Linked DNA regions of Homo sapiens: region 1 is linked to region 2. A link is an interaction called in ENCODE POLR2A ChIA-PET data of the cell type or tissue named here. Cell type or tissue: A673. All regions are shown on one strand. Links, peaks and the distances in the headings refer to the core of each region. The heading gives the core; the rest is flanking DNA.

Region 1 (4,466 bases), core at 219-4,218, 630 kb before region 2:
TTTTTAAAAATAAAAGAGAGAAAAAGAGAACCATGTACAGCATGGAAGCTTGTTGTCAATTTCTCGACTGTGGCAAGATTTTAATCTGCTGCGCTAAAGAATCCCTGAAAGCCACCCCCGTGAGGTAAGAAGCAGTGGGGCAGAGTTTTTCTGTGGCCTCACTCACATGCTGAGTGCTGCTCCGTCAGGGACCCTGGCCTGACTCCTCTGCCTGCCCCAGGCCCCCATGCAGTCCTGACACCTGGTGGAACTGAGGCTGGAGAAGGAACAAAACTGGAGGAAGATAACGGAATCCGTGGCTTCGTTCTGTGGAGGCAGGGGGAAGTGAACAGAGCCTTACCCCCCTTCTGCTGGTCCATCCTTGCCCCACTTGCCCCCGCCCTAGGGTTGAAATGGGTGCAAGTCTCCTGGCAGTAGAAGGCATGGGCAAGATGAGGGCAGGGCAAGCTTCCAAGGGGACAAGGGGGCTGGGAGTGGCCAGACCAAAGCAACAGCTAGGGAGAAGGAAGAACCTGGAGGTCGGGCTGGGCCCCACCACCTAATGTCTCCCCAGCCACTGGGCCTCCACTCCCAGTTACAACAAGAGAGAGGAAAGGAAGAGAGAGGGAGGGGGGGAGAGAGAAAGAAAGAGAGAGAGAGGGAGAGAGAGAAAGAGAGAGAGGGAGAGGAAGAGAGAGAGACAGACAGACAGACAGAAGTAGTGGCTAAGTATATAAAAGGGCTCAGAGCCCAGGCCTTCTTAGGGGCTGACCCCAGAGGGCTAATGCTACTGCCTGGCAGCCCCCTGCGGCCCACCTCCTGGGGGACAGCGGCAGGGCCCCAGGGTCCCCACCTTCTGCCTCAGGGAGGTCTGCAGGGACCACCAGAGGGATGGATGAGACGGCAGAAAATGCAAAGACCACCATCCAGCCCACCAATCACAACTTGCAGCAGTCATCACAGGCGAATGCAGAGCTAAGTCAGACTGGGCCAAGGGTGGGAGGCGGCACGACTGGGGGTCCCAATACCTGAAGAGCAGTAAGCCACCCCTTCAAGAAGGGCCCGCTGAGGAAACAGAGGCTTCACACATGTGCAAAACGCATTTGGTCAAGGTCAACATGGCGTCTGTCTTTTCCATTAAAAAACAAAAACAAAAACAAACACGATACTTGCTTTTTGAAATTGAACGAAAAACAAAACTGAACATTTCTCTCTCTTGCAGGATCAGGAAAGGGATGAAATACTGGGTTATACAATCCACTGTTGCATGTAGCCTGAAAATAACACTTTTTGTTAAAAAAAAAAAAAAAAAAGAAAAATCAAGAAGAGCTCAAACACTCTTTGTGCTCCAGGGAGCTTGGATTTACCTGCCAAAAGTAAAAAGTAAACTCAGGTCCGTGGATGTGTCTTTAAAAAACAGCCAAACTGGCTGGGCTGTCAGCAGAAAGGAGCGTCCTGGACAGGATGAGGCCCTGGTGGACGCCCAAAGCCACGTGTCCAAGAGCCGAGGCCTCTCCAGCAAGCCCTGCAGTGGGAGACCTTGCCTGCGGGCCCTGCCCCCAAGGATGGTGAGGGGCGCTCCGACACCGATCAGCCTGGGCCTCTGGGCACAGGTGACATCTGGGGGTTCCTCAGGCCAGAGGTGGCGGGCTTGGGCTCTCCCACCTAGCCCTGTGGAGAGCCGAGCAGGGGCCTGGTGCCATGCCCCCCGTGCACCAGGCCTCACGTGGACTCCAGCGTATTGAGTGGGAACAGGTTGTGGTTGGTGGGCGTGGAAAAGTAGAGCTGCTCACTCGACGCGTGGTTGTCGCACGGGCTGCTTAGCCCCAGCGTCCGCTCAAAGTCCAGCAGCTGCCCCATGAAGTTGAAGTTGGGCGAGATGTTGGACTTTTTCCTCTTGACAAAGTCGTAGGCGTCGTTGAGTGACAGGTTCATCTTCTGCATCAGATAGGCCACAGTGACCGTCACTGAGCGGCTGATGCCTGCCAGGCAGTGCACCAGGACACCACACTTCTTGGAGCGGGCTTCGTCTGAAACACATTGGCATGGGTCAGGGAGGTGCCTCCTTCAAGGAGCCTTCCCACATGGGTGGGCAGGTGGGGCTGGGGCACAGAGGGCAGCATGGTGGCTGGCTGGTCTTGCCCGACCCCTGAGGGACCTGGCCAAGCCCAGTGTGGGTAGGGCAGCAACTTGGAATAGAGGTCAACAGCACTGCTGTGGAGAGGGCTCTGCACACTTTAGCCCCAAGGCACTGGACACCCGTGTCTGTTTCCTCATCTATAAAATGGGCCTATTTATGCACAGTGGTCTCATAAGGACCTGAGCCAAGTGAGGGGTCAACAAACATGAACTACTGTAATGCCTGTGATCATGGCTAGTCCTACCACTGCCATGTGCGTTAACGACTGCTGTCACGGGTGTCACCTGCATCCTCTTGGGTCATCTGCACCATGGCCAGTAAGCCCATTTTATCAACGAGGAAACAGACACAGAGACAAAGTGGCAAGCCCAAGGCCACACAGAAGCTCCTCCTAGCTCAGCGCCCGCTGCTGCCAGGCCATGACCTGGGACTGGGGGCTGGGCTGGTTCTCTTGGAGCCGCTCCCATGGGTTGTCCCTGAGAGTCTTCTAGGAAAGTGGCCTGAGGGAGGCTCCTCTGGAAGGAAGTAGGTGGCCTGGCCCTGCATTTCGCTCTGCCATCTGCCCAGCTAGTCCCCAAGGCCTTAACTCCAGCTCCTAAGACACATGGACTGGGATGATGGCCACACTATCACTTGTGATGGGGCTTCATAAGTGAGGTGTGCTTAAATGGGCCCCACCCCTGCCACTTGCTAGACCTTCCTCAGGAGGCCCATGTGTCAGTGATATCTCCTACCACAGCTGACTGGATGGGGCCAACCTTCCTGTCCCCTTTCCCCTCCAACCCTCCCAGCTTCCCCCAGTGCCACCCTCAGACTCCTCTGTCTGACACATAGAAGCTCAATAAATACTGGCCGAGCTACTGAACAACTCAGTCCTGTAATCTCTCCTGGACCCCGGGGCAGCTGCCTCTCTGTGTGCCACAGCTGTGCCAGGGACATAGATTCACAAGAGGCAGCCATGGGGTCCTTGATGTCCCCACCACCCTGACTCTGAACCCTCCAGGAGCCAGGCACACAGCTAGCACGCAATCAATGCCTTCCTACAAGATGACATACGGGTTCACCCACTGTTCTTCGTTGCCTTTGTCCTGACAGAGCTTCCTCTCCCATCCCCTCCCAACCAAGGAGTAAAGCATACAGTAGGTGCTTCCTCCAGACTCAGGGACTGACAGGGGGCCCCATGGCTAAGGCACTGGGGCAGGATCATCTGGCAAGGAGACAGACATTGCAGCTTCATGAGGAGCTGTGTGGTCAGACCTCGAGATTGGGGGTGGGAAAAGGGGGTGCTGGGACCAGCCTCCAGTGGTGACACCAGGATGTGAGGAACGCCTGGCCTCCAAACCCACCTCCAGGTGATCCAAAGACAGTCTGTTTCTGCTGGCTTTATTTTTGGCCTTTTCAGGGTGTAGCTGGTGACTGATCCTGTCCCACTGACTCCTAAGGGATGCCTGGGCCTCAATTCCTTCACTTGTCAAATGAGGAAAAAGGTCCCCCTACCCAGACGGGGAGGAGCTTTCAGGAAGGATAAAGGTACCCACTAGCCAGGCCCAGCCTGGCGAAGCCTGCTTCCCTCTCTCTATTCCCCTCCCTCGTTGGGGGAGTTCAAATGCTGAGGCAGCACCCCTAGCCCTCTTGACCCAGGGGGTGGTGGGCAGGGCTGAGAAGCTCCAGGCAGCCCCAGTTGCAGCCCCTCCCCCAGGCCTCAGCTTCCTTCCTTCCTCCCAGCCAGGCACCTACTTTTGGTTCCCAGTAAGCGGATGAGGCGGGGAAGCCTCCCACTTCCTGTTGTTAAAGCTAGCCCAGCCCAGCCGACACCAAAACGCCCTCCACTGGACACAGCCACCATCGGGAAAAGACAGCCCGGGCCACCCCCACACCTTGCCACTGGAGGCTGGGCAGAAACATTGGGTCACCAGGCTCAGAGATAGAGCGTTTACATTCATCCTGAGCCCTCGTGCCCCTTCCTTGCACCCTGGGCCAGGGGAGATGACCTGTGGTCTCAGCCTCCAGCTGGCCAAGGAGAAAGCAGTGGGGACCCGAGTCTGCTGAGGCTGGGGATACAGGGACTCGAAGGGCACTAAGCCAGACAGCAGGACACACTGCTCTGGGGAAGGCCTTTCTCCACTCCCCCACCTTCTCTTGCACTCCTCCCTACACTCCAAGCAAGCCCTACAGGCTGCAGAGAGCATCTGGAGGCTGACTGAGCTAGCAGTCACCACATTTCAATAGCTGCCTGTTTGGGGTGTGCCTCTGGCTCCAGGGCTACCTTTCAGCCCTCTTAGGTCCACATTAAAGCCCAAAGAGGCACTATGACAACCCCATCCTGGAGAGACACGTGTGCTGAGGC
Region 2 (4,466 bases), core at 134-4,133:
AAAGGATTATGAGAGTTCTAGGAAAACATGTATGCCAACAAATTAGATAAACTAGAAGAAATGGATAATTTCCTAGAAACACACAACCTACTAAAGACATACAAAGCCTGAGTAAACCTATAACTAGTAAGGAGACTGAATCAGTAATAAAAAATCTCCCACAAAGAAAATCCCTAGACTGATAGCTTCACTGATGAATTCTAACCAGACATTTCAAGAACTAACACACCAAGCCTTATGAAACTTTTCCAAAAAATTGAAGAGGCGAGGTCACGTCCTAACTTATTCTATGAAGCTAGCATTACTCTGATACCAAAGCCAGACAAAGATACTACAAGAAAACTACTGATCAATATCCCTTATGAATACTGATGCAAAATTTCTCAATAAAATATTAGCAAACTGAATTCAGCAGGATATTAAAAGGATTATATACCATAACCAGGTGGGATTTATTCCACAGTGAACAAGGTGTTGAAGTGGTGAAAGTGGGCATCTCTGTCTTGTTCGTGATCTTAGAGGAAAAGCTTTAAGTATTTTGCCACTGAATATGTTGTTCACAGTAATCAAAATGTGTGCTACTGGTATAAAAACAGACACAGGGACCAATGGAATAGAATGGAGCCTAGAAACGACCCTCACATACACGGTCAAGCAAATTTTGACAAAGGCGCCAAAACCATTCAATGAGAAAAGCACAGTCTTTTCAACAAACGATACCGGGAAAACTGGATACACACATATAAAGAATGAAGCGGGGGCCGGGCGCGGTGGCTCACGCCTGTAATCCCAGCACTTTGGGAGGCCGAGGCGGGCGGATCACGAGGTCAGGAGATCGAGACCATCCCGGCTAAAATGGTGAAACCCCGTCTCTACTAAAAATACAAAAAATTAGCCGGGCGTAGTGGCGGGCGCCTGTAGTCCCAGCTACTTGGGAGGCTGAGGCGGGAGAATGGCGTGAACCCGGGAGGCGGAGCTTGCAGTGAGCCGAGATCCCGCCACTGCACTCCAGCCTGGGCGACAGAGCGAGACTCCGTCTCAAAAAAAAAAAAAAAAAAAAAAAAAAAAAAAAAAAAAATAATGAATGAAGCGGGATCCTTACCTAAACACTACTTATAAAAATTCAAAATGGATCAAAGGCCTAAATGTAAGAGCTAAAACTATAAAACTCTTAGAGGAAAACCAATACAGTTTGGCTGTATCCCCATTCAAATCTCAGCTTGAATTGTTATCTCCTAGAATTCCCACATGTTGTGGGAGGGACCCAGAGGGAGGTAACTGAATCATGGAGGCCAGTCTTTCCCGTGCTATTCTCGTGATAGTGATTAAGTTGCATGAGATCTGATGGGTTTATTAGGGGTTCCCACTTTTGCTTCTTGCTTATTTTTCTCTTGCCACTGATGTAAGAAGTGCCTTTCACCTCCCACCATGATTCTGAGGCCTCCCCAGCCATATGGAACTGTAAGTTCAGTTAAACCTCTTTTTCTTCCCAGTCTCGGGTATGTCTTTATCAGCAGTGTGAAAACCAACTGATACAGTAAATTGATACCAGTAGAGTTGGGCGCTGCTGAAAAGATACCCGAAAATGTGGAAGCGACTTTGGAACTGGATAACAGGCAGAGGATGCAACAGTTTGGAGGGCTCAGAAGAAGACAGGAAAATGTGGGAGTTTGGAACTTCCTAGAGACTTGAATGGCTTTGACCAAAAGCCTGATAACAATACGGACAATAAGGTCCAGGCTGAGGTGGTCTCAGATGGAGATGAGGAACTTGCTGGGAATTGGAGTAAAGGTGACTTTTGTTATGTTTTAGCAAAGAGACTGGGGCATTTCGCCCCTGCTCTAGAGATCTGTGGAAGTTTGAACTTGAGAAAGATGATTTAGGGTATCTGGCAGAAGAAACTTCTAAGCAGCAAAGCATTCAAGAGGTGAGTTGGGTACTGTTTAAGGCATTCAGTTTTATAAGGGAAGCAGAGCATAAAAGTTTGGAAAATTTGCAGCCTAGTCCTGTCCAAGAGAACCCTGATTAATACAAAAACATAGGGGAAAAGCTTCATGATATTGGATTTGGCATTAATTTCATGGATATGACACCAAAGGCACAGGCAACAAGAGAAAAAGACAACATAAACTTCATGAAAATTAAAACCTTTTGTACATCTAAGGACACCGTACAAAATGAAAAGGCAACCTACAGAATGGCTCTATCACCCAGGCTGGAATACAGTGGCGGGATCTCAGCTCACTGCAACCTCTGCCTCCCAGGTTCAAGCAATTCTCCTGCCTCAGCCTCCCAAGTAGCTGGGATTACAGGCGCCCCACCACCATGCTCGGCTTTTTTTTTTTTTTTTTTTTTGAGATGGAGTTTCACTCTTGTCACCAAGGCTGGAGTGCAACGGTACGATCTCGGCTCACTGCAACCTCCACCTCCCGGGTTCAAGTGATTCTCCTGCCTCAGTCTCCCAAGTAGCTGGGATTACAGGCGCCCACCACCAAGCCTGGCTAATTTTTGTATTTTTAGTAGAGACGGGGTTTCACCACGTTGGCCAGGCTGGTCTCAAACTGCTGACCTCAGCTGATCCACCCGCCTTCGCCTCCCAAAGTGCTAGGATTACAGGAATGAGCCATTGCGCCCAGCCTTGCACCTGGCTAATTTTTGTATTTTTTAGTAGAGACAGGGTTTTGCCATGTTGGCCAGGCTGGTCTCGAACTCCTGGCCTCAGGTGATTTGCCCACCTATAGACCTCCCAAAGTGGTGGGATTACAGGCGTGAGCCACTGTGCCTGGTCAGTACTCTTTTTTAAATATTTATTTTTAGGCAAGCTCTTGCTCCATCACCCAGGTTGGAGTGCAGTGACACTCATGGCTTACTGCAGCCTCAAATTCCCAGGCTCAAACAATCCTACCACCCCAGCCTCCCTAGTAGCTGGGTCTATAGGTGAGCACCACCACACCTGGCTAATTTTTCAAAAAATTTTTTGTAGAGATGGGTCTCACTATGTTGCCCAGGCTGGTCTCAAATTCTTGGCCTCAAGAGATCTTTCCGCATAGGTCATTTTTTTTGTTTTTGTTTTTAAGAGACGGGGTCTCATTATGTTGCCCAGGCTGGTGTCATACTCCTTGGATCAAGCAATTCTCTTGCCTTAGTCTCCCATGTAGCTGGGATTACAAGTGCATGCTCCTGTGCCTGGCTCAAAAAATCAAGTAGCTGGGATTATAGGTGCATGTTACTGTGCCTGGCTCAACAGATTTTTAATTTAAAAAAAGCTTCACTACAGCTTGATTACTAAAGACTAAAGACTAAAATTGGACCCCAGTATCATTTAAGCCATTCCTGCCAACAAAAAGCTCAATTTCCAAACACTTTAATACACATGGACTCTGGACCAAATCCCCCGCAACTGTACTGATGTGCTTCGAACTCACCTTCGCTTTGGTGCCCTAATGAAGAGCTCACAGAGAAGTCTGCCCTGTTCATCCTTATAGTCTCGGATGGTATTATAGAGTTCATGGCACACGGCAATCTACACATTAGCAAAGGAGAAAAAAATCACTAAAAAAGTGAACAGAAAGCCAGTGTAGACATAAGAATTATTTTCTACTCTTCAATAAAAGGCAAGTAGAGAAGAAAAATGATGACTCTCAATATTACCAAACATGCTAAAGTCTGAAATATGCTGACAATATGTCTCCTTTCAAACAACTGAGTTGACTAACTTTTTGGTATCTTTCATCAGATTTATGCTCCTGGTGATTTTGTCTTCTAAACTATATCAGTTCATCACTTTCTTGCTTAAAGTCATCCAATTGAAGGGTTTTCTTCTTTGAAACTAAATCAGTTTATCACTCTCTTGCTTAAAGCCATCTGACAGAAGGGTTTATCACTTCACAGAGAATAAAATCTAAACTCCAAACATTGCTTGTGTGGGCCCTACATACTCTGAATGGGTGGAGCTTGCCAGTTTCCTTCTCCTTCCTGACCATCCCCTGCTCTGTAACCAAGACACACAAAACTCATCCCTGACCCAACCCCTCTGCACTGGTTCTGTCTGGAACTCTCTTCCAGCGAATTCAGGCCAAAACAGCCCAAATCACCCAAAATTTTCTTCTTAGCACTTATTACTAGCTAAGGATACATTATTCTTTATTCGTTTACTTGTTTACATTCTACTTCCCCCGCCTGGAATCTAAGTTCCATGTGAAAAATGGGCTTGTTTCCACATGGCTATATCCCAACCATGAGAACAGTGCTTGTCACATGATAGTCACACAGTTATTTGCTGAATTAATATATGATGTAACATACTGAAATTATTCATAAGATCACACTATTACTCTAAGACTTAGCTGAATACATAATGTTCATAAAAGAAAAGACTATTAATCAAGAGAATCTTAAAAAAGTGGAGATGCCTTGCATCGTAACAATTTTACCATTAAAGGGAAGATAGGGGAATTGTGGGAAGA

Evidence for each region. Peaks named below come from ENCODE experiments on the same cell type or tissue, not always from the same donor. Only the 100,000 strongest peaks of a DNase experiment are listed, where the experiment ranks them.
Region 1: POLR2A ChIA-PET joins it to region 2 with 9 read pairs; 1 of 35 experiments calls an interaction of 5 or more read pairs at or near these places.

The regions. Positions count from the first base shown.
Region 1 is chr3:52,049,114-52,053,579 of GRCh38, forward strand. DUSP7 (dual specificity phosphatase 7) reads right to left here. Exons shown (of 3, transcript NM_001947.4): 3 at 1-2,009. The coding sequence ends at 1,702. Among named protein-coding and RNA genes, the nearest start is that of DUSP7, 5.2 kb to the right of the region's middle. In A673, for the core only: a CTCF peak has its summit at 3,961 (motif pointing left); a DNase peak (open chromatin) is centred at 3,888; H3K27ac peaks cover 1,531 bases.
Region 2 is chr3:52,675,075-52,679,540 of GRCh38, forward strand. PBRM1 (polybromo 1) reads right to left here. Exons shown (of 32, transcript NM_001405607.1): 3 at 3,426-3,523. Among named protein-coding and RNA genes, the nearest start is that of PBRM1, 8.6 kb to the right of the region's middle. In A673, for the core only: no CTCF peak of the experiment used is centred there; no DNase peak of the experiment used is centred there; H3K27ac peaks cover 740 bases.